2 separate regions of the Mus musculus genome follow, and region 2 is linked to region 1. Evidence: chromatin loops called from intact Hi-C (ENCODE). Cell type or tissue: gastrocnemius. All regions are shown on one strand.

Region 1 (2,500 bases):
TCCAGCACCAGGCTAAAGAGGCTACAGAGGCTAAAGCAGGAGGAACTTGGTTTTGAGGGCAACAGCAAGATCTACACAGCAAGATCCGTCCCTCCAAATGAAGATAATAGTAATAGCAAACTACAATGACATATATGTAAGAAAATTTTACAATGAAACCCATTATTTTGTATGTTCGCTAAAATTTAAATGAAGAAACCTCACATTTTGAAACTGGCGTTTGAGATGGAGTCTTATGTAGCCTAGACTGTCTCCTTACTCACTATAATATGACCCCGAAATTCTGATCTTCCTGCCTCCGCCTTCCAAGCGCTGTGCTTACAGTTGTGGACTACTGCCACGTTTGGCTTCCAAAAATTAATCATTAACTTATTTATTCATTTATTTATTAGGTCTCACCATCTAGCTCCGGCTTGTCAGAACTCATTATGTAACTCAGGCTGGCTTAAAACTCCTAGAAATCCACTACCTTCTGCCTCTAGAATGTTGGGATTAAAGACTTGTCTAGTTCAGAAAAGTAACCGAAGACAAAAAACAAACCAAACACTTCAGTAGATTGAATGTCAACCCTGGAACATTCTTTTCTGCCTCTGATTTCTGAGAGTGGCTATGGGGGTGGAAGCAACGAAGAAGGTAGGCTTATGTCCTGAAGTGGTTACCAGGGAAGAGGACCCGGAAGAACCCGACAACCCAACCTAGTGTAGGGGAGGAACCCTGTCTCTGAGATCCCTTATAGGAACATAGGGACGGCATCCTCTACTGTATCCGCGCCCAGAAAAGTGGTGGGTAGCACTGCGCGCAGCCTGGGCAGAGACTGCCCGCTGTCTCACCATCCTGAAGAGGTCAGCTCGGGACGCAGCAGCTGGCAACAAAGGGGCGTGGCCTAGAAGCAGGTCTGCGTAGATTGGCTGCGGCGCACGGCCGGCCCACGAGCTGGTCAGCGCTCGCTCCTCCCCTCGGGACTGTACGGCACGCTGAGTTCACGTGCCCGTCTGTGCTCCCAGTTGTCGCACGCACGTGTCTGTGCACCGCAGGCATGGGTGGAGGGCTTGCAGTCCCTGGGCTTCCCGCCTCTGCTGGCCCGCTGGGTCGCCTTCCTGGCAAAGGGAATTTTCCAAGAAGGCCTGGGAGCCGCTACGCTTTGTAAATAACTGTAGAGGAACCGAGAGGCGGGTGCGGCCGGGGTGGGCTTGCAAACCCACAAAAGAAAAACAGTTACAAGGACAGGTCTATTTTAAAAATCTATTTTTCCTTTCTCTCTCTCTCTCTCTCTCTCTCTCTCTCTCTCTCTCTCTCTCTCTCTCTCTCTCTCTCTTTTAAATTTTGAAACCTTGAACTTGGGCGATTGCCTAAGAGCACAGAGTGTTTTTAATCTTCGACAGTAGTACAATTGCTTGGCAGCAGAGTATGCCAACCCCCCTGATCACGGACGCGATGTTCTGCTGGGCATTTGTGTAAATAACTCACGGAAGCTGCTGTGAGAAGAATGCTTCCGATCTAGATGATCGCTTTGGTCCAGAAACGAGGAAGCCAAAGCTAGCTTTAGGGTAAGGCTCTGAGAACCCCTGAGGCTGCCCATTACCATCTTAGTTCATAGGACCTAGAATGCATTGCATCTGTGACTACACACAACACTTAGCTAAGAGGACAGGAAGAGTTGCTGAGCCGGTGAGAGTGGAAATGTCATGTGAGGCTTCCTTGTAAGCAGTGGGGATGCAAGATAAGGGCAGGATAGGAGAGGCTCATGATTTCGATCTGCTAGTATTTGGAAGGCTGGGTAAACAGGAGGTTGTGTTGGTCTTGCTTTTGCCTCGGGGGATATAAACTTATAGGAGCCAAATTTGAGATTCATTACTGAAAAATTATAGGGTTCTGTCCAGGAATCAGATTGAGCTAGAAGTTCACATTCACAGGAGAGAGAGATGGGTGCCTAAAACTCAGTTTTCATCTTGCGTACCCCAAGCCTTTGTGTATCCATAAAAGAATTTATCCTGATAGATAGATAGATAGATAGATAGATGATAGATAGGTAGATAGATAGATGATAGATAGGTAGATGACCTTGCAAAAAGTGATATAGTCTGCAGGGTTCTGCGTCGATTTATCATTTGGTCTGGAAGGTTCGCTCTTTAAGGTGTGTTGCTGCTCTATGTACAGGTGGAAAAGGACTGCCCAGCACTAAGGAAGGATGTCCCATCTCCACCTCACCAGGAAGTATGATCCTGACTATGGGTTTAACAAATACAACGGCATCGTGATATCAGCAGCTGTTCATTGTTTCCTACCCTGTCCCCAGCTTTCTAACCCTTCCCCTCCTCAAAGCAGATTAGATCTGCAGAGCTGTGTCTTATTTTTTTTTATTTTTTTATTTTTATTTTTATTTTTTTGGTTTTTCAAGACAGGGTTTCTCTGTATAGCCCTGGCTGTCCTGGAACTCACTTTGTAGACCAAGCTGGCCTCGAACTCAGAAATCTGCCTGCCTCCGCCTCCCGAGTGCTGG
Region 2 (2,500 bases), 230 kb before region 1:
TCATGAATGAAGAACAGACTACCCAGGTATCTGGGGCCATCCAGGCATGCCCCACCAAATCTTCTAGAACCCTTCCTTCCTTCTTCTCACATCTGCTTTTATCTGTGCCCTGACCTTCCTTAGACTGTGTATGTCTGGCACCATGTGGTGTAATCACACGACCCACTTAGATTAAGGTCACTGTATGTCCATTACCATCTTGCATGTTCTTCAAGACTTCATATTGTACAAACTGTGCCTTCCCATCCTGTCCCATTGAAGTCCATTATTTCCTCTTTACCATTTCAGCATTTTATAGCTCTGTTAGTGTAATTACGGTTCTGCATTTGGTCTTAATAACCCGTTCTCTTCTATGCCTTCTTTCATTTCCCTCTTTGGATAACTTAATACTTCCATTTTCTGTGCTCAGACTGGGCAGAGTGACTGCCTGTTTTCCTGCCTTCTCTCCTTTTTTGCCTAATCGTTCTAGAACAGTACTTTTCTAGAAAAGACTCTCCTCTGTTAGGGAGGCAGGTATCTGCTCCCTGTAGAATAAGCATTATTCTCTTATTTATCTGGGTCTTGATAATCTTTATAGTTTGTGTTTTCTCAGCGTATGTAACGTTGTTTATGGGAAGCTTAGGCCTGAGACCCTCCTTTGGACATTTTCTTAGCACATCCATGACTCTTGAATTGTCTTTCTCTTTTCCTTGTGGTGACCCAAACACTATCAGTAGCATTTGTGGTACAATTAGTACGTTATTTTGTAGCATAGTGACAGCTGCTAAGTACAGTCTTCACACTAGCTTAGATCTCTATCTTAGATCTCAGGCACCCATACATTGAGCTTCATACAGCCTAAAAGAGGAAAGCGAAATTTTTCTTCTAATTATGAAAGAGGTCAGGAGAAATGTCACTAGCTTTCCACCATGGCATCTTAGTTGCTGATTTCAGAACAATGTCTATGAGTTTAGATGTGAGCCCTGCTTGCTGACACTGTGTCTGTCAGCTAAATGGCAAGCTGTTGTATGCACTGAGCGCTGTGGGGTGGGGATAGGGAGGGGCTGGGTTACACAGAGTTCTTGGGACCATATCCAAGCTTGTCTTTCTCTCTTAAAATGTTACAGTGATGTCACTCTGGTCATCGACAACAGCAGGGTGTTTTCAGTAGTTGCTCTCATGTTATGGCAGTGCTGGCCTCACCAAAGGAACTTGGCACTTTCCCTCCTCTTCAGTCTTTTGGCAGAGTCTGAGGCATGCTGGTGTTGATTGTTCGTTAAATGTTCTGTAGGATTCCCCACTGAAGCCATCTGGTCCCGGGCTTTTCTCTGGTGCAAGTTTTGCTGTTTGATTCTGTCTCTTCACTCTTTATCTTTCTGTCATTCTGTTTCTGTTATGCAGACTTGGTGGGATGTGGGTTTCTAGGAATTTATCCATTTTTGCCCCTTGTAGTTCTTTTACTTCTGTGGCATTAATTTTAATGTCCCTTTCATTTTTCTTAGTTGATCTAGCCGAGGGTTTTTAATTATTGTTATTACTGTTACTGTTATTTTTGTGCAGTTTCACTGCGTATCCCAGAGTAGCTTCAGATCGTCCATCCTCCTGCTGCTGCCTGCTCCGCTTGGTTACAGACAAGCACTTCTATGCCCACGTCTGCTCTGCTCTTTGTAATTTCCTTTCTTCTGCTAATTTTGACCTTAGTTCCTTTTTTTCCCTCTTTGAGGTATGAAGGTAGTCTGGGTGTTTTTAGATCTTTTCTTTTAGTGCTAGGGATTGAACCTATGCCCTGCATGTTCTAGGCAAACACTCGGCCACAGACGCTCTACTGAGCGCGCGATCCCTTTCTGTTCTAAACAGAAGCCTCCTCCCTGTAAGCTAGCTGCTCGCTGTTTCCACGGTGTCGGTTAAGTTGTGTTGTGTCTTCGTCTTACTTGTCTTAAGGTGCTCTATGATTGCTTCTTTGACCCTTCTAAGGGTGCACTGTGTAGCCAGATGCACCGATACATGCCTGTATCCCAGTACTAGGAAGGTGGAGGTAGGAGTATCATGAGTGTAAGACCAGCCTCAGCTACTTGGTGACACCTTATCTCTAGAACAGGAAAGCCTGATTTACGTTGTGGGTAGCTCAGCTTTCCTGCTGCCTTAACTTAGAGTGTCCTCATTTTACTGAAAAGACTCATGGCATAACTTCAGCCATCTTAATCGATTGACTGGCTTTGTGAACCAATAAATGATGTAACATATTGTGGCTTGGGATGAGTATGGATTTTGCTGCTGTTGGATGGAGCATCTGTGTGGATCTGTTAGGCTCAGTAGTCTGTAGTGCTATTTAAATCCAGCATCTCCTTACATGCCTGCTGCCTTTCTTCCTTCTGTTCTCAGTTTTGCTTTGTGTAACTACATGTGTGTGGTGTGTGGTGGTACCTGCCCTGCTATCACATCTTGGTGAAAATGTCTCTGGGTAGCATCATCATTCCATAATGTCTTCCTTTTGTCGTGTGACATTTGTTGACTTACGGTC

What was found. Peaks named below come from ENCODE experiments on the same cell type or tissue, not always from the same donor. Only the 100,000 strongest peaks of a DNase experiment are listed, where the experiment ranks them.
Region 2: it touches region 1 in a loop (5-fold over the local background); 1 of 42 quality-filtered maps calls a loop at or near these places.

The regions. Positions count from the first base shown.
Region 1 is chr2:11,534,032-11,536,531 of GRCm38, reverse strand. It overlaps a transcript of Pfkfb3 not described here. Among named protein-coding and RNA genes, the nearest start is that of Gm10851, 14 kb to the right of the region's middle. In gastrocnemius, no CTCF peak of the experiment used is centred here; DNase peaks (open chromatin) are centred at 915 and 1,429; H3K4me3 peaks cover 1,980 bases; H3K27ac peaks cover 2,500 bases.
Region 2 is chr2:11,764,522-11,767,021 of GRCm38, reverse strand. The region is part of intron 3 of Fbh1 (F-box DNA helicase 1); the gene reads left to right. Among named protein-coding and RNA genes, the nearest start is that of Fbh1, 12 kb to the left of the region's middle. In gastrocnemius, no CTCF peak of the experiment used is centred here; a DNase peak (open chromatin) is centred at 1,214; H3K27ac peaks cover 969 bases.